Linked DNA regions of Homo sapiens: region 2 is linked to region 1. Evidence: chromatin loops called from intact Hi-C (ENCODE). Cell type or tissue: gastrocnemius medialis. All regions are shown on one strand. Links, peaks and the distances in the headings refer to the core of each region. The heading gives the core; the rest is flanking DNA. Region 1 has its middle 140 kb from the start of LINC02219. Region 2 overlaps LINC02997 (long intergenic non-protein coding RNA 2997).

What was found. Hi-C counts contacts between places; a loop is a spot of excess contacts. Peaks named below come from ENCODE experiments on the same cell type or tissue, not always from the same donor. Only the 100,000 strongest peaks of a DNase experiment are listed, where the experiment ranks them.
Region 2: it touches region 1 in a loop (2.2-fold over the local background); 3 of 110 quality-filtered maps call a loop at or near these places.

What each region holds. Positions count from the first base shown.
Region 1 is chr5:68,041,699-68,051,869 of GRCh38, reverse strand. No RefSeq gene overlaps it. Among named protein-coding and RNA genes, the nearest start is that of LINC02219, 140 kb to the left of the region's middle. In gastrocnemius medialis, for the core only: no CTCF peak of the experiment used is centred there; a DNase peak (open chromatin) is centred at 5,279; H3K27ac peaks cover 826 bases.
Region 2 is chr5:67,795,198-67,805,368 of GRCh38, reverse strand. It overlaps LINC02997 (long intergenic non-protein coding RNA 2997), which reads right to left. Exons shown (of 3, transcript NR_130779.1): 2 at 7,613-7,740; 3 at 4,311-5,659. Among named protein-coding and RNA genes, the nearest start is that of LINC02997, 7.1 kb to the right of the region's middle. In gastrocnemius medialis, for the core only: no CTCF peak of the experiment used is centred there; DNase peaks (open chromatin) are centred at 5,238 and 5,508; H3K27ac peaks cover 2,873 bases.

The sequences.
Region 1 (10,171 bases), core at 2,247-7,246:
TGTCAAATGCCACTGAGAGGTTAGGGAAATTGAGGACTGAAAATAGCTGCTGGATTTAGCAACTTGGAAGCTATTGGTGGCTTTGATGAAAGACGTTTTGGTGAAATGGTTGAGACAAAACTCTTATTGGAGTCGATTCAAGAGATAATAAGAGGGGAAAAGTTGAAAATGGCAAGTGTAGACCACAGTTTAATGAGTTTTATTGTAAAGAGGAGCAGAGAAATGGGAAGCAGATGGAGCTGTGTCAAGAGGCGAGATGAGGTCAATAAATTATTATTTTTAAGTTGAAAAAAATTATGATTTTTTTTTTCCCTGATGGAAATGACCACTCTTGAGGGGTTTTCAGTTAACTATTTATCATCAGAATTTTGAATGGAGAAAATCCAGGGCAAATATTTTTGATAGGGTAAAGAAAAGCCAAATTCTTGGAATACATTACAATGTGGGCAGACTGATGGAGAAAGCAGCCTTTGGGTGGCGGGATTAGCAGGAAGTCAATATGAACCTGCTGGATATGGACAGGACTGTGTGTGTCGGGAGTAGGCGGCAGAGGAGTGGACCCTAAAGAGGACTCTCCCCTGCTTCACGCCAAGGGTAGATCCTCCTCAAGAGTACAGAAGACTCCACCCTAACAGGTTAGAATCTAATTTGTATGTCTACCTTTTGTTTGTTTGTTTGTTTTGTCAGCTAACTAGTCAATCAATATGTATTTGTTAAATATCTCCTAATCTCTTGTCTAATTCACCTTTGTGTTTCACTTAGGTTTCCAAGACATGACAATGGTAGTTTTCTATAACAAAGTTTTCTTTCTTCCCTGTAGTGTCAGGTTTCCCCTCAACTCTCCATCTGGTTTTGTTACCTTTCTTTCAAGTTTAAGTGTCAGTTGGATCAAAAGAGTTAGCAATTGTCATATTTTCTGCTACACTCACCTGAGACCCACCTAGTTATCCAGAACTGGGATTCCTTTTAAACAGGGGGCTCACTGGGCCCCATCTTACTCTCACTGTGGGAGAAGGGAGCATATTACTTCTATTCATCCATCTAACCTTCCATCCAACCAATTAATATTTATCTAGTACCTACTTTGCAGCAGGCATTGTTCCTGGCACTTGGGGATTCCACAGGAAACAAGATGGTCATGGCTTCTGCTCTTAGGAATACTACATTGTAGTGGAGAAGATAGATAATAAACAAGTAAAACAGAAATTCAAACGATCATGATGAGTGAAATGAAGACAATGCATAGGATGTTGAGACACAGAATAACAAGGAAAGATACGGATGGCATTTTCTTGGTATAGGTTGACCAGAGAAGGCTTCTGCATTTATAAGCTTATCACTTCCCCACTGGAAGTTATGTTACACGCCATCCTGGTGAAGTGGGTGGGGAATGGTACTCTGTCTGGTATCTGCTGTATTATTTGTCCCTAGATGCTCCAGAGCCTTTCTGTGAGGTGAGAGTGAGACCTGGACATATAATTATATTGATCTAGTCTGAGGTAAGGTAATGAGAATTTAGTAAGAGTAGTAATCTAATAGAATACCTCTCGATAGGATGAGTATTTTCCCTCTGATGCCTGGGCAATCTGGAATCCCGTGGAGTTCTTCCAGATTTCCCCTGGCCCAGGAATTCTGTCCTGGGCTATAGGGCAGGGCACTGGAGTTCAGCCTTAGTGGAAAAGGTGAACATTGGTTGAGTGTTTAAAAATTACATTAATTATAAATGCTAAATATTCAGCCAGAAGGATTTTAATTGCAAAGGGTACTGCAAATTAGCATAATCTGATGGTAACTTGTCAATGTGGGCATTAACAAATTGCCCCTCACCCTCAAAGTTATGTAACAGCAAAACCAACCTACCTGACCAATGCCAGCATTTGTAATGAAACATATATCACACATATATCACACTCGGTGATGTTGAGGGAAAAATAATACTTGCATGACAGATAACTAAATGTCAATCAAAATAAACACCAAGGTCCAAGATACGCTGGAAATTCAAATACACAGCAATGAAAGACTTTTGCTGCAAATGAAACAAGAGCCACATGAATGGCATGACAGAGAAGTTTATGGAAAGTATATTTTGAAGAAAAACCTCTTCTCATTGAAGTTACAAATGCCAGGGACCCCACATGCACGGAGGTGGAACAATACCTGTTATTTTTAGGTACTTTGTACATTTCGGCGTATTTAACGCATGCTTCTGAATTGAGTAGGGCAAAGATTGCCAGAGGATCTGTGTAATTTAAACAGTTAATTTGGGTAAATTTACTGGTAAATACTATTGGCTGACATTTATCTCTATCCTATCCCCTGAGTGCCACCTAGTACAGCGAGGGCTTCTCCCAGTCCCTCTGGATTAGAGAACAGCAAAGGCAGTGCCTTGAAAAAGTTTACAGTTCAGTTCAACCCACCCTGATCTAATCATGGTCTCACAGTGGGTAAAATTACCCCTTCCTGTGAAGTGAAGTTTAAATATCTCAGCTGTATTTCTGCTTGATTCCTTATTTAATGTAACTCGGCTTGTGTTAGTCTTTGTAATGGCTCTAAACCTTAATCACTCCCATCTGTTAAATATTACACGGTAATTTGGTAGTGAAAGAGTACTAGGCTAGGAGCCAGTTTGATTCTAGTCCTAGCTTTGTCACTAATTAGCCGTGTGACTCCAATGAGTTGGTTCATCTCTGCCTTGGTTTACGATCTCCCCATCATCAACCTAAGCTTTCTCTACTCCTCTATGACCTTCCCAATTAGTAGGGAGAAGAGGCAGCTCTAAGAAAGTGCATTGAGACTTCACATCTAAGGAAGTGGAGGTGGAGATGAGAGGAAAGGAAATCATTCTCCTCTCAACCCAGACACACAAGCCTGCTTGTGCCTGGATCTTTTTCCCACCTGGTGTAATGAAACACACATCCCTGTTCCTATCGAAACCCTGATCTTCCATTTGGGCTTTAAGTCCATCCTCTTAGCCCTCTCAAATACTCTTTGGTTATCTGCTTTTCTGCTTTCAGCTTTCCTCTCTCCTGCATCTCCCCAAAATCTTCCTTGTCCCACACGCCCTGCGAGTTACTGCTGCACTTCTCAGCTACCCATTTGCAGTCTGCCTTCTTTAAGGTGTGGTCCACATAGGCTGCCTGTTACAGCCTGAAACACACTTCTGTGACCTCTGCCCTGCTAGGTCAGCCTCTTCCCCATTTTCTCCAGTGCTTTTTCACAACTTAATATTCTGTAAGTAGTCATGACATTGTATGCTCTTATGCCAAGTAGTCTTCACCTTTGAGTGTAGTAGTGTAATTTGATGATATTTTTTCCTGTACGATTTTCTGTATGTCCTGGAATTAATGCAGTAGTTCCCTATTATCCACAATTTTGCTCTGTTGGGAGCAAGCCCCCCAAAATCTGGCCATAAACTGGCCCCAAGACTGGCCATAAATAAAATCTCTGCAGCACTGTAATATGTCCATAATGGCCCTAATGCCCAAGCTGGAAGGTTGTGAGTTTACGGGAATGAGGGCAAGGAACACCTGGCCTGCCCAGGGAGGAAAACTGCTTAAAGGCATTCTTAAGCCACAGACAATAGCATGAGCGATTTATGCCTTAAGGGTGCGTTCCTGCTGCAGTTAACTAGCCCAACCTATTCCTTTAATTTGGCCCATTCCTTCGTTTACTAAAAGGGATACTTTTAGTTAATTTAATATCTATAGAAACAATGCTAATGACTGGTTTGCTGTTAATAAATACTTGGGTAAATCTCTGTTTGGGGCACTCAGCTGTGAAGGCTGTGAGACCCCCGATTTCCCACTTCACACCTCCATATTTCTATGTGTGTCTTTAATTCCTCTAGCGCCACTGGGTTAGGGTCTTCCCGACCTAGCTGGTCTTGGCATTGCTCTCTGGGATTTTGCTTTCTGTTATCCACAGTCCAATGTGGTCTGAAAGTATTAAATGAAAAGTTACAGAAATAAACAACTCAACCATTTTATTTATTTAAAAAATAATTTCAACTGTTATTATTGATTAAAGGGTACATGTGCAGATTTCTTGTATGGGCATATATATGACACTGAGGCTTGAGGTCCCAGTGATCCCATTACCCAGGCAGTAAGCATAATACCCAACAGGTGGTTCTTCAGCTGACATCCCCTTCTCTCCCTCCACCATCTTAGTGGTCTCCACTGTCTATTGTTCCCATGTGTATTCAATGTTTATCTCCCACTTATAAGTGAGAAAATGCAGTATTTGTTTTTTTGTTCCTGTGTTAGTTCACTTAGGATAATGGACTCCAGTTCTATCCATGTTGTTGCAAAGGACATATTTCATTCTTTTTATGGATGTGTAGTACTTCATGATGTATATGTACCATATTTTCTTCATCCAATCCACTGTTAATGGGCACCTAGGTTGATTCCATGTCTTCACTATTGTAAATAGTGCTGCAATGAACATGTGGGTGAATGTGTCTTTTTGATAGAAGAAAGTATTTTCCTTTAGGTATACACCCAGTGGTGGGATTGCCCGGTGGAATGGTAGTTCTAAGTTCATTGAGAAATCTCCAAACTGCTTTCCACAGTCACTGAATTAGTTTGCATTCCCACTTACAGTGTAAGAGCATTCCTTTTTCTCCACAGCCTTGCCAGCATCTGTTGTTTTTGAGTTTTTAATAACAGTCATTCTTACTGTTGTGAGATGGTGTCTCATTGTGGTTTTGATTTGCATTTCTCTGACAATGAGTGATGTTGAGCATTTTTTATATGTTTGTTGGCCACTTGTATGTCTTCTTTTGAGAAGTGTCTGTTCATGTCCTCTGGCCATTTTTAAAAATTTAACTTTTATTTTAAGTTCAGGGGTACATATACAGGTTTGCTATATAGGTAAACTTGTGTTAGGAGGGTTCGTTGTATAGACTGTTTTGTCACCAATAGCCTAGTACCCATTTATTATTTTTCTCGATTCTCTCCCTCTTCCCAGCCTCCCACCTCTGGTAAGCCCTAGCGTCTGTTGTTCTTCCCATGTGTCCATGTGTTCTTATCATTTAGCTCCCACTTATAAGTGAGAACATGTGGTATTTGGTTTTCTGTTCCTGTGTTCGTTTACTAAGATAATGGCCTCCAGCTTCATCCATGTTCCTGCAGAGAACATGATCTTGTTCTCTTTTATGGTTGCATAACAACTCATGTGTTTTAAATTGCATGCCCTTCTGAGTAGTGTGATGAAATCTCAAACCATGTCCCTCCGTTCTGCGCTGGATGTGAATCATTCCTTTGCCCAACGTCTCCATGCTTTCTACATTCCCTGCCCATTAGTCACTTAGTAGCCGGCTCAGCTATCAGATTCACTGTCATGGTATCCAGTGCTTGCATCCAGGTAAATCTGATTTTACTTGACTATGGCCATAAGTGCAAGAGTTGTGATGCTGCTTTGGGAGGCCGAGGCAGGTGGATCACCTGAGGTCAGGAGTTCGAGACCAGCCTGGCCACCATGGTGAAACCCCGTCTCTACTAAAAACACAAAAACTAGCTGGGAATGGTGGCATGCACCTGTAATTCCAGCTACTTGGGAGGCTGAGGCACGAGAATTGCTTAAACCTAGGAGACAGAGGGTGCAATGAGCTGAAATTGTGCCACTGCACTCCAGCCTGGGCAACAAAGCAAGACTCCATCTAAAAAAAAAAAAAAAAAAAAGAGTTGTAATGCTGGCAATACAGATATGCCAAAGAAAAGCAAGCTAGGAAGTGCTTCCTTCAAGTAAAAATGTGAAAGTTTTAATAAGGAGAGTAAATGTATCATATGCTGAGGTTGCTAAGATCTAAGGTAAGAACAAATCTTTTATCTATCAAATTGTGAAGAAGGAAAAAGAAACTCATGCTAGTTTTGCTGTCACACATGAAACATCAAAAGTTATGGCCACAGTGCATAAGTGCTTAGTTAAGATGGAAAAGGAATTAAGTTTGTGGGTGCGAGACATGAACAGAAATGTATTATGATTGATGGCAATCAGGTTCTGTACTATTTGTGGTTTCAGGCATCTACTGAGGGTCTTAGAACATATCCCCCATGGATAAGGAAGACAACTGTAATGACTTTAAAAATTGCATAATTTTCTATGCCTCATTACTATTTTTTTTTCCGCGGTGACCCAATGGCATGGTAAACCACCCTCTAATGTTTCCCATACTTTCGGTGCATTTGTTCCATTTTGTTTTTCCTGGACACCACTGTCTGGGAACCCTCCATTTCTTTGTTGTTTTGCTCTAGTCTGAATGTGTTGCCCTCTAGGCCTGCTACTCAGCTGTCATCTTGGGACTTCCCTTGACCATTGCTAGATGACATAAATGTGATTCAAGAAATTTTATCTGGCAGCCGCTTGTGGGACATATTGGAGCCAGGAGAGATGGCAGCATGAGGACAAATTCAGAGGACTTTGGAATGAGCTCCTGCTTGAGATAATTAGAACTTCAAATATATGCTTATCAGTGAAGCAGAGACTCCTTTCTGGTTCAGTGATAGCATGTCTAAAAAAATAATAATAACATTATTATTAAATATTATTCTAGCTAGCTAGAATCCAGGTCCAATGATGGGAGCAGAGTCACTCTGAGTGTTATAGGATAAGAGATGTACCTCCTGGCTAGATTTTGTGCAGCTGTGGGAGGTGAAGGGCAGCTGCTGCTGGTCAATCCTAAGAGCCAGGCACATCCAGCCACTGAAGTGCTATGGTGAGGGGTATAGGAAACGTCTGTGAGTTCTCAGCCTAATGTCTGGTGATTGGCTTAGGGCCACTGCTGGTCAATGGGGTCAGGAATCTGGAAGAAGGGCTGGGGAGCAAAGAAGAGCCAGGAGAATCTGGATCTGCCTGACATCTTTGAGTCTATCTGCCACTTCTACTAACCACCATGACCTCCAAAGAACAGTGGCTGCAGCTGTTCTTCTGCCTCTAAAATCTCAACACCTTTTGGTGAACTCTCACCAGGAACATTTAGATGAAGGTAATACAGTTCCTGCTAAACCAAACTGATAACCAATCGTTAGGGGCTGAATTGTGCTCCTCATCTTCCCAAATTCATATGTTGAAGTCCTAACCCCCAGTACCTCAGAATGTGACTATATTTGAAGACAGGATCTGCAAAGAGCTAATTAAGGTTGGATGAGGTTCACAGGGTGGGCCCTAATCCAATATGATTGGTATCCTTAAATGAAGAGTTGGTTAGGGCAGAGACAGGCACAGAGGAAAGACCATGTGAAGAGACATTGAAAGACGGTCATCTACAAGCCAAGGAGAGAGATATCCTAGAAGATATCAGCCATACTGACACCTTGATCTCAGATTTCCAGTCTCCGGAACTATGAGGAAATACACTTCTGTTGTTTAAGCCACTCAGTCTGTGGTACTTTGTTAGGGCAGCCTTAGCAAACACATACACTGATCAATCCAGCACGACGCCTTACATTTACATATTGCTTTGTACATTGCAAAGCATTTCAATATTTTTTTAAATTAAATTAAATTTAAAGTTCCAGGATACATATGCAGGACATGCAGATTTGTTGCATAGGTAAACGTGTGTCATGGTGGTTAGCTGCACCTGTTGACCCATCATCAATATGTTAATCATCGCAAATGTTGATAACATAGCTAACACTCATACAGTGTTACTATGTGCTAGGCAATGTTCTGAGCACTTTATATATCAGGGATGTCCAATCTTTTGGCTTCCCTGGGCCACCCTGGAAGAAAAAGAATTGTCTTGGGCCACATACAAAATACACTGACACCAATGATAACTGAGGAGCTAAAAAAAAAAAAAAAATCACAAAAAATATCATAATGTTTTAAGAAAGTTTATAAATTTGTGTTGGGCCACATTCAGAGCCATCATGGGCCACATGTGGCCCACAGGCTGCGGGCTGGACAAACTTGTTATGTATATTAACAAGTTTAATCCACACAATAGCACTGTGAGACAGAGCTGCCTATCTGTGCCCTAATCAACTCTTCATTTAAGGATACCAATCATATTGGATTAGGGCCCACCCTGTGAACCTCATCCAACCTTAATTAGCTCTTTGCAGATCTTCAAATATAGTCACATTCTGAGGTACTGGGGGTTAGGACTTCAACATACGAATTTGGGAAGATGAGGAGCACAATTCAGCCCCTAACGATTGGTTATCAGTTTGGTTTAGCAGGAACTGTATTATCCTCATCTAAATGTTCCTGGTGAGAGTTCACCAAAAGGTGTTGAGGTTTTAGAGACAGAAGAATAGCCGCAGCCACTGTTCTCTGGAGGTCATGGTGGTTAGAAGAAGTGGCAGACAGACTCATCTCCATTTCACAGATGAGAAAAATGAAGTACAGATAATTCAACTAACTTGCTTGAAATCACACAGCTTGTAAGTATTGAAGCCAGGATCCAAACCCTGGCAGTGTAACCCCCTTCTCTTTCTTGCCCTGGACTCTTTCTGGCCTTCCTGGCACCTGACCTTTCTTTCCATTTATATGGCATCACTGTTTACACACACTTCTCAGGCTCAGTCTCCCCTTTTGTGGGTCATGAATCTAATTTCTTTGTCCTCTTGGTGGGTCTCTGCTTTTGTTCACAGGGGAAATCTTCCAGGGAACCCATGTATAATCCCCGTGGCACACACAAGGCCACATGTTTCCCTGGCCACAGCAGGGCTGTGACTGCAGGTTCATATTCTCAAGAGAGGAAGCCTTCACTCCAGAGTGGTGAACTAATTATGTGACATTATTCCAATGGCAAAAAGGAGCCAGGCAGTCTAATGTTCTTTCTAGAAAAAAATTCGATGTTTTTTTTTTTGAGAAGGGTCTCACTCTGTTGTCCAGGCTGGAGTACAGTGGCAAGACCACAGCTCACTGCCTCCTTGACCTCCCAGGCTCAGGTCATCCTCCCATCTCAGCCTCTCAAGTAGCTGGGACCACAGGCATGCACAATCACACCTGGCTAATTTTTTTATTTTCTATTTTGCTGGTCTCGAATTCCTGGGCTCCAGTGATCCTCATGTCTCAGCCTCCCAAAGTGCTGGGATTATAAGCGTGAAAAAAATTTCACTTTTTTTTTTTTTTTGAGACGGAGTTTCACTCCTGTTGCCCAGGCTGGAGTGCAATGGCACAATTTTGGCTCACTGCAACATCCGCCTCCCAGGTTCAAGCAATTCTCCTGCCTCAGCCTCCAAAGTAGCTGGGATTAGGGAACCCTGGCTAATTTTTGTATTTTTAGTAGAGACAGGGTTTCACCATGTTGTTCAGGCTGGTCTCGAACTCTTGACCTCAGGTGGTCCACCTGCCTTGGCCTTCTAAAGTTCTGGGATTACAGGCATGAGCCACCGCGCCTGGCCAAATTTCATTTTTAAGTTACTTTTTGCAGTGGCCTACAGAGTTCCCTGGCCTGAGGTCATGTGATTACTCAGCAGATGTTGGTTCACTAGCCTGAAGTTCTAGAAATCACATTATTTGTGAAACTTTTTTGCTTGTACCAAAATGCACTAAAATCTGTTTAAAACAGAAAGGCGTGTCTATTTGAATGTGTCAGTGATCTCTATTTGGGTCCAAAATGGCAGATTAAAGTGAACTTGGAACAGAGGGGCAGCAGGCAGCCATATGAAATGCCAAGTGAGCCCTTTAAAACGGAGGCCTCGCTTCATGTTGTCAATGAGACTGAGTTATAATTACCCACACCACTTCCTCAAACAGTTAGTTATGTTCTGCTTGGGGCTTCTGATGAAGTGAAATCCTATTGTGATGTTAAAAACATGCATTTCCTTTGCATTTAAAAAGAATCAGCTGATTATTTTCCCACTCATATAACCTCGCCCCACCTTGGAAAAAATGCTATGCAGCAAGCACTATGACGAGATTGAAATAATACAATAATAATAGCAGTAATTAACATTTAATGAGCACTTAATGTATCCGTCACAGCTCTGAATGCTTTACATGGGACTCTTGATTCTCACAACACTTATGAGGCAGACATCATTTTTATATTCATTTTATTGATGGAGAAATTGAGGCCCAAAGAGTTTAAGGGAACAAGTGAATGGTGGAGCTGGAATTTGAATCCAGGTCTCTATTTTTAACAACCCTTACTTGTAACTTCTATGTGTTTTTGCCCTGAAGAAGGGATGATAGAAATGAACAAAACAGA
Region 2 (10,171 bases), core at 2,440-7,439, 250 kb after region 1:
AGGGCAGTACAGGAGCCGTCTGTGGGTCTTGGCACCAGATATCACATAAACAATCATTTGCACACACTAGGAATCCAAATATATTCTGTTCCTGGGGTCTGCATCTATTACCTTGACAGGAACAGAGAAAGAGTTTTAATCAGATTTATTTTATATGTAGAAATTGCCTCTTTTGTCAGCAGGAAAGAAATCTAGTCAAATGGATAATCTTATAAAAAGTAACATAAGCATGTCTAGAACCAAATCACACCCTATAAGACTCAGCCTTTCTTTCTTTTCTCCCACTTGCCCCAAATTTACCACACAAACTTGGAAATGAGCTGCCTTCTCATTGCTTAAAGCACTGACGGGATCCCACAGAAGAGGAGAAAAGTTGTTGTCCAATTAAGCTCCACGTGTGCATTCAACTCTTGTTGAAAAATTTAAAGAAGAAAAGGCTTCAGGCGGTAGTACAACATTTAACATGTCCTCATAGCCTTTCCTACTTTACTTCAGGGTCAAAATCTGTAGAGTCCAGACGGCATTGATGGAGCATCCTGGAGTTTATAGAAGGTTGTCTGTCTGGAGCTGGGAAAAGTCCACAGACTAGGAAAAGGATATATATTATTATAAGGAATTGGCTTCCATGATTCTAAAGGCTGAGAAGTCTCAAGGTCTGTGGTCAGCAAGCTGGAGACCCACCCAGGAGAGCCAACGGTGCAGTTCCAGTCTGAGTCTGAAGGCCTGCAAAACAGAAGAGCCAATGGTTTCAGTCTGAGTCCAAGTCCGAAGGCAGGAGAAAACCTATTTCCCAGCTCAGAAACACCATCATAGACACACCAAGAAAAATCTTTAATCAAATACCTGGGAACCCTCTAGTCCAATCAATGTAACATAAAAAAATTATCCATCACATGGAAACAGTAAAGAAATGTAAGACATGATTTATAAATTCATTGATTCAGTTCAATTTAGGACCAGATGAATTCACAGATGAGAAAACATACTCAGATTGGTGTGGCTCACTTTGACTACAATTTATTTCTGGAGAGCCTATCACTGACCTGGCCAGTATTTGAGGCAGCCAAAGGAGTTTGCTTTATTCGGTCCCTACACAATGAGAAGATTAGACTGTAAGCTCCTCTGGGAGTAATGACACATCCTGTACTTTAGTTCTGGCTATGAAGACACTGTAGAAAAACCTAAATCTCCTTATTTTTAGCTCTGAGCTATCTTTGTTATGTTTTGTCTAGTGGCCAGTGTGGTGTTCTGTTTTGGAAAGGAGCAGGAAGGTAAGGGGTCAAGAACAAAATGCAAATATCTTTGAATGGTGTTTGTGATGAGCAGCCCAGGTTACTTCTAGGTGAATTGTGGTGGCCATTTTCATTGAGTAGGTGACAAGTGTCTGAACCCCGTGGCGAAAAACAGAGAATTTTGTAACCAAAAATTTGGATTCAATTCTGGCTCTGCCGTTTCCTACTAGCGAGACTTTTAGCATGTTCCTTAACCTCTCTGAGTCAAATTTTATTCATCTGTTAAACCAGGATAATAATACTTGTTTGTCATCTTGTCTTACGCAGTATTTGAGAAGGTCAAAAAAAGATAATGAAAGGGATTTGTAAATATAATGTAGAATGTGAAATAAATACATCCATTCCGCAAACATTACTTGACACTAGGATGAATGAAGCCGACTTCAGCTCTCAAAAATTTAATAATCTAATCTAATAACCATCTGTGTGTGTGCTTGTTTATGAGGGGAAGCATACTCACTGAGGTCTGGGGACCAAGGGTAACTGGTAAATGATGCCTAGAGAAGCAACTTTAAAAGCAAGGGCAATAGAAATAGCCAGTCTCATAGGTTAAATTCCTTTCAGATTTGGTGCCCAGAAAACAAGTACAGGAGTGAGTGGAGGGTTGGAAGAGTTTCTATCAGAAGCAAAGTAAATACCTATGATACGGTTTGGCTGTGTCCCCACCCAAATCTCAACTTGAATTGTATCTATCTGCCAGAATTCTCACATGTTGTGAGAGGGACTGAGGGGGAGGTAATTGAATCATGGGGGCCAGTCTTTCCCGTGTTATTCTTGTGATAGTGAATAAATGTCACAAGATCTCCTGCGATTATCGGGTTTCAGCTTTTGCATCCTTCTCATTTTCTCTTGCTGCCACCATGTAAGAAGTACCTTTTGCCTCCCGCCTGATTCTGAGGCCTCCCCAACCATGTGGAACTGTAAGTCCAATTAAACTTCTTTTTCTTTTCAGTCTCGGGTATGTCTTTATCAGCAGTGTGAAAATGGTCTAATACAACCTATTCTGGTCATCTCTGTATAACTAACTCAGAACTTTGAGAGTTCAGATCCTGTGCTTGTGGTCTACTTTCTAAATGTCAGTCTTTCTTCTTTCATTATCACTTTCTAGGAAGTCCAATTAGAAAAACTGAAATTGAGATTAGAAAATCACTTTGACTTCAAAGGGGTATTGGATGGCCTATGGTTTTTATTCATCTAATGATTCTTAGTTCAAGTATGAATATACAGATATATTTTAAATTGTCCCATCGCCTTTTAACATTAATACACAAATGTGTCTATTGGTTCTAGACTCCCACCTGTTTCACAGTGAGAAGACCAGTCTTACAGATCCCTCTTTAACTATTTCTAGGAATCTATGAGCATACACACATATGTGCCTAAGCCAGGGTTTTCCATCTTGCCAGTGCTGGCCAGCTAGTTCAATATATTGGAATCTCTGAAGTTAAAACTTTATTCTTACAACTATATTTTCACTGTGACAGCCTACTTTTACAGAGTTGCAAATTAATGGGGCCCAATATGATGGAACTGGAGCATGATAGCTGTGCCTCAGGATGAGAGATCTTGCCACTGCCCTTATAAAGTGAGTAGGGGACACTCCAGTTTTAAGCTTAGCTGGGTACTGAGGAAGGAATCCCAGTAAGGATTCCTGTTCCCAGTGTGCCATAGTATTTAATACTATGATATACTTCAATAGATATGCTTATTTTTTTTTTCTAGGTGAGCAAACACAATGGTAGGATGCCAGAATCAGGATGTCTATGATATCCTCCACCACATTTAATTTAGACCCTTTACTCACCTACAATTCTCAGGCTTGCTTCTGATTTAGATTTATTTATTCTTTTAGTGCAGTCTTTTTTTCTAAATTTATTTTTAATTGACTAATACTAGTTGTGTCTGTTTATGGGGTACAATGCAATGTTTTGATCTATGTATCCATTGTGGCAAGATTCCATCAGACTAGTTAACACTTTATCACCACTTCGCCAACTTACCATTTTTTGTGTGTGTAGTGAGAATGTTAAAAATCTATTCTTTTAGTAATTTTGAAATGTACAACATATTATTAACTCTGGTCACCATGCAGTTGCAATAGATCACTACTCCAGTTTAACTGAAACTGTCCTCTTTGATAAACATCTTTCCTTTTCCCTCCCTTTCCCCCCACTTCGTAGCATCTGGTGACGACCTTTCTATTCTCTGCTTCGATGAATTTGACTTTTTTAGATTCCACCTATGAGATCATGCAATATTCGTCTTTCTGTGCTTGGCTTACTTTATTTAGCACAGTATCTTCCAGTTCCATGCATATTATTACAAATTACAGAATTTCCTTCGTTTTAAGGCTATACAGTATTCCGCTGTGTACATACCACATTGCCTTGATCCATTCGTCTCCTGAGGGACACTTAGGTTGCTTCCATATTTTGGCAATTGTAAGAAATGCTGAAATGCATAGATTTACTTTGTAAAGACTTATCCCCTCTGTTGGGGTTATCTCAATATATCTGATACATTTGATGACTGTATCCCAAGGGTTAACAGGCTTTAATTCAGCATGTTCTTCAGATGCCGTGTAAATTAATGGATGAAAATAGATTTGCAGGAGATGGGGTGTTGCCTTTCTATACTCTACTAGGTGAGCCCTAGCTCCAGCCTAACCAAAGCCCATGTTACTATTCTCAAACCACTTTAGGGTTCGTTTTAATTTTTGGACACAGTAAGCTCTTTTTTTTTTGTGTTACAGGGAGTTTGCACTTATTTTTTTCTCTTCTGGGAACCCTGTGCCCCTGATGATTGCTCAAGTCTCAGTTTAACTGTCACCTCCTCAGAGAGGCATTTTCTTCTATTATATTACTCTATTTATTTATTCTTTAGCACTTTTCATAGTCTGCATTTATTTTGTTTATTTCCCTGTTCCCTTGTTTCATGTAAGAACCACAAGAGCAGCAGCCTTGCCTGTCACCACTACATCCCAGGGCCTAACATAGTGAAGGACAGAATACATAATAATAACAGTTAACATTTATTGGGCACTTACTATTTGTAGAGTACTGTACTAAGTACTTTTACATCTATTAACTCACCCAGTCTTAACTTGCTCGTTTTTTACAGATGAGGAAGCTGGAACTTGTAGGGGATTTAAGAACCTAGCCACACATCAAGCACTTGGTAAGAGGTGAAGCTATCTATGGTTTGGTGACTCCAAGCTTTCAGCTTTACATTATTCTGCCTCTCCTCATCTGCTTCTGCAGGCGGTCATGTTAGCACAGATCAAAGTCATGCCATGGTCCCAGTACCTTTTTTCTTTTCAAAAGTTATCTCAAGTTGTATTCATTTGCCTTTGAAGAAAACTTACTATTTTCCCCTCTATCTAGCATGATGTCTTACATTGGGGGACCATGTCCTAGGTCACCAAAGGTGTCAAAAGGCTTTTCAGCCCTGGTTTTCCAGATCTGTGCACATGTATCCTCTCCAGAATGACCAGTCACTGGTAGGAGGATGGTCATGCCTTTCTTGCTCATTCTACAGTCCACTGACCACTGCCAGAGGCTTTTTTCCTCTCCACGTGTAAGCCTTCTTATTTCTTTCATCTGGGTGGTGTCTGTTCTGGTGTTACAAATATTTTTTTCTCATTCTCTTTGTGTATACTATGTATGCTGATTTTTCCTCAGTGTTTGCCTGCCATACTGACACCAGCTCCCTCTGCACTTAATGCCCCCCTCTTATTCCACATGTGATGGGGCAGCCAACTGCCCAGACTTTAGAAGGACTGGAAAGAGACGGTTTCTTTTTTACCCTGTGATACCCTTTTTCCATTCCCCAGTAAGCTGTTCCTCCAATGCTGTCTCTGGGGGACATGTTGCTGCTCTTGCCTGGAGCTGCACTGGTTACTTGGTCTGGGCTCATGTACAGCTCTAATTCAATTTACAACACAGTTACATAACTGTTCCCAGTCTCCAGTTGACCTTGATGTCAAGCAGCGGTCAAGTTGTACCAGCCCAGAGAAAGGAGGAGGAATCTCTGGTCAGCCCTTGAGAACATTTTAGCTGGGGTTCTGGAATGGAATGTGGCACCAAAAGGCCAAACCAGACCAGTAAATTCTTTGGAAGTTTGAAAAGCGAGTGTTGTTGATTTTTGTAAGACGGATGCTGTTGACTTTCAGGGCAATCCTGTGTCACTCAGGATTGTGTTCTTGGACCAAAGATGAGGGTGCTGTCCTCTTTTCCCATGAATCGCTGTAAGTGGATGAGCCTTTCGGCCTCAATGGGAAGTGCTCCTAGGAGTGTCTTGGCTTGGAAACTTCTCAAGGACAAACCTTTAGCACATTCTTTTCTGAAGAGTTCTGGTTCTAGTCAGTTCTAAACAGTGACAAGAATAGCTAAGTTTTGCTTCTGTTCTTAATAAAGTCAGGAAGACAGGGGTTTTAGCCAAAAAAAAAAACAAAAAACAAAAAACAAACAAATACAAACTAAAGCCTGGGCAAATCAGTCAAAATTTCAGAAATGTAATAGTATGAAAACCCTCTAGGAGCAAGTACTCTGTTTATTTTGTTCTCTGCTATATCTTTACACCATGAATAATATCTGGTATGGACTAGGTACTCAGAGAATATTTGTTGGATGATGTATAATAGGATCTGTGGATTGTGACAAGTCATCTTTTTCTAGTTAATCTTGCAAAGGCTACCATACTAGAGATTTTCAGAAGTCTGTTTTACATATTTTAATCATATATGTGTTTGTGCAAATATAATGCTAGATAAATATTCTACAAATGTATGCATACAAATGTCTATATCTATCATGATTAATGATCATTAACTGGTTACTCATCTATGATAAGCACATTAGTAGATTGTGCCTGGATTTAAAGATTGCCTTAAATAAACATCTTTCATTTATACTAATTTGACTATCCTCATTGACAGAACTAGATTCACGGGACTTGTGAGATTTATGCAGTTACAAAAGGTTCCTTGCTTAGAAGGACCTCATACTTGGTTTAGTGCTCTTCAAATTCATAATAATTTTTGAACAAGATGACCCTATATTCATTTTACACTGGACCCCACAAAGGTAATTCTGCCAGAAGTATAGAGAGAACAAGTGTAGAAAAATACTATCTATCTAATATCACCTTTTATATATTAACAGCCCTGAGTGAGAACAGTTGCTTACTGACTATGGCAACAACTAGGATAACACGTGATATGGGTTGGCTGTATCCCCACCCAGATCTCATCTTGAATTTTCACATGTTGTGGGAGGGACCCAGTGGGAAGTAATTGAATCATGGGGCAAGTTTTTCCCGTGCTGTTCTCGTGATAGTGAATAAGTCTCATGAGATCTGATAGTTTTAAAAAGGAGAGTTCCCCTGCACAAGCTCTCTCTTTGCCTGCTGCCATCCATGTAAGATGTGACTTGCTCCTCCTTGCCTTCCGCTATGATTGTGAGGCCTCCTCAGCCATGTAGAACTGTAAGTCCAATTAAACCTCTTTCTTTAGTAAGTTTCCCAGTCTCTTGTATGTCTATCAGCTACGTGAAAACAGGCTAATACATCATGCATATCAAGAAAGGATTAATCTACTACTACTTCAAGACATTAACTGATTAATTAACTTTACTAATGACAAATGCACCAAATATATATTCTTTCAAAAAGAATAATCCAGAATGTAATTCGTGAATTCACTGGTAGCTCTTCTCTGCTGTCAACTATCTCCGCTTTAGCAATCTCTGCCTTCCAAAATTCAATAAATTTAATAGGACATAAATATTCATAAGTCATCCATATTGTTTATCTTTTTTGACAGCACAACCATTCTCATTCCTGAAAATTCCTATTGTTTGGCTTGTATCACATTTTAGTACTTGATGAAAATCAATTTTGAATTCGAATACATGCTGCAATCTAGTTCTTTTTAAAGGGTTTCCACATCAAATGATTTTCAAAATTTTGCTCCCCAGAAAGTGTAGATAGGGCAACATATATAATGCTAATTTTTAAAATATTACATAGCCCGAAACTGGGCACATAATAGCCAATGAGTAAATACCTAATTAAGTAAATTGAACTAACTAGCAATTAGTAATTTCCTATGTACCATGCAGGAACATACACATAATAACTTTCATGTATCTTTTTTTAAGTAATGGTTAAACTCCTAAACAGTTGCTTTTGCTCAAAAATTTTTAAAGTTGCCAAATATTAGATGGTTGCCTACACATGCTGCTTATATAAAAACAAACAAATGCAAACCTCTTTGTATTTTTCAAAATAGAAAACTGAAGAAAATTTTTAAAAAGTCAAACCTTTGAAACACGTAGTGATCTTTCAGTAGATTTCATTTTTCCAATGTTGCTTCATTTCAAAGCACACCAACTGCTCTGGCTTGGCTTTGCTGAACCATTTAACACCCACTTGCATCTCAGAAAGTTTCCTGTGTTTATAATTACAAAGGATATTTCATGACAACCTGTTTGTTGTTTATTTATTTATTTATTACAAACATCAAGTCACTCAGCACGTTGGCTGAGCAGAGCAGGTTCATTCTCACGCACATCTTGATATGTAACTGAAGTTGTTGCTTTAAGTCAAGTTGAGGCCAGATCCTCACAGCCAGACAGTTCTTAATTGCTTCATTTTTGAGATAGAGATTTTCTGAAATATATTTTCTTGCAGAGGAGAAAAAATTTTAAAACTTTGCTTTCACTTCACACTGGGAACAAGGAACAAGCAGATGGAAAATAATGAGTTTCTTCAATACTGTCTTGGCTAGAGAAATATTTTCTTAGACTCCACCTTTTTCTACATGTTCCAGCAACACCAAAATCCTGTTTTCCATTAGTTTGATTCTTGTTAACTACACTTCATTCCTCTCTGAGTAGAGTAAATCACAGATGGAGTGCCATACCATCATGGTGCCCAGATACAAAAAATGTTTGCAACTTTGACATCAACAGAGAATCTAAAACTTAAACTCATGCCATCATATGCATCCTAGCAAAGAGAGTATTCATTTTTACTGTTCTTTTGAAGAGAGGCTAAAGTCTTTCATTTAAAATTTCTTCATTTAAAAAACATCTCCATAGAAAAACAAAACGAAAACTAAAAAAACACAATGAAATAATGACTTACCACATGTAAATGGACTAGAGTAAATAATATCTGAAAAGAATCAACTTAAAGTGTTTAAATAGCTATTAATTGCATCATAAAAATAATCTTAAGACTGCATGTACAGGCTTAAAGAAAAAAATTAGACCTAAGTGGAAAGCAGAAGGCATCTTAGAAGCATCTACATCTCCTATCATTTTCCACAAGGAAATTGCATAAAAATCCTCTCCTTGAGAAAATTCAATCCTCCACTTGCTATAGGCAAATAATCCTCTTTTCTTATTTTCAGTTTTCTCAAATTGGGATTCAGTTTAAGTGGCTTCTCCCAGATCTTTCGGGTTTCCCTGGTTTTTAAAACATATTATCCCCCAGAATGTTCTTCGTCATTCAAAACATGAAACACTTTCAGGAAATCTACATACATCCAATAACCATTACATAGTTAGGCACTCATTCCAAAGAGGAAAAGAAAAAAGAAAAAGAGAAGCTTAAAGGGATTGGCTAAAGTGGGTGATCTACCAGGATGTCAGGAATAAGTGATTCTTGGTGAAACACCTCGAACACATTCTTATTTTCAGTGTGGCTGAAAGCCTGAAGGGGGTTGAGCTGAGGAGGGTGGCATGAAAAAGCGATAAAGTGAGCAGGCTGGTACATGTCCAGTATGCAACCCTAACTACTGATCAATGATCTCTAACCAAACATTTGGAAGAGTTGGTAACTTATCCTCTGATCTAGTGTAATTTTTCAAAGACACTGATGTCATCATGGGTAAATAAGAATTTGACATTGAATAACCACCCCCCGCCCCAAGATTTAGGGAAGTGAAATGGATTATGAATGACTGTCTCTGTCTGTTTTCTGCTGCTATAACAGAATGCCACAGACTGGGTAATTTATAAAGAAAAGAAATTTATTTGGCTCATGGTTCTAGAGCCATGATTCATCTTGATGCAAATTCCCTCCAGCTGTGAGCCTGTGAAATCAAAACAAGTTATCTACTTTCAAAATACAGTGATAGGACAGGCGTAGGATAGACATTCCCATTCCAAAAGGAAGAAATAGACAAGAAGAAAGGCGTAACTAGTCTCAAGTAAGTTCAAAGCCCAACAGGGAAAACAATATTAAATGTTAAAGCTGGAGAATAATCTCCTTTGACTCCATGTCCCACTTCCTGAATACACTGGGGTGGGAATTGAGCCCCCAGGGCCTCACATAGCCCCACCCCCAGGCCTTTGCTGGGCTTAGCCCACTCAGCTGTCAGGCGTTGGAGTCTCATGCTTGCAGCTCTCCTAGGCTAACATTGCACATTGACAGCTCTACAGTTCTTGAGTCTCAGTGGCCGTCCCAATCCTATAGCTCCACTAGGCATCACACTAGTGGAGACTCTCTGTGGTGACTCCACTCTTGCAGCAGGTTTCTGCCTGGGGCCCCCAGATTATTCATGACATCTGTTGAAATCTGGGTGGAGGTAGCCATGCCCCCAAAGCTCTTGCATTCTGCAAACCTACAGACTGAACACCACATGGATGCCATCAAGGATGGATTACTGCTTGCATGCTCCAGAGTGGCCTATACCATACCTTGGCCTGCTTGAGCCCTGGCTAGGGCAGTCAAGGAGAACTGCACTGAAATACAGGGAGAAGCAGATACCTGAGTAAGCTCTGAGGAGAGAGCCCACGAAGAGTTCCCTGGGCCTGTCCCCTGAAACCATTCTTCCTTCCTAGAGCTCTGCGCCTGTGATAGGAGGGCAGCCT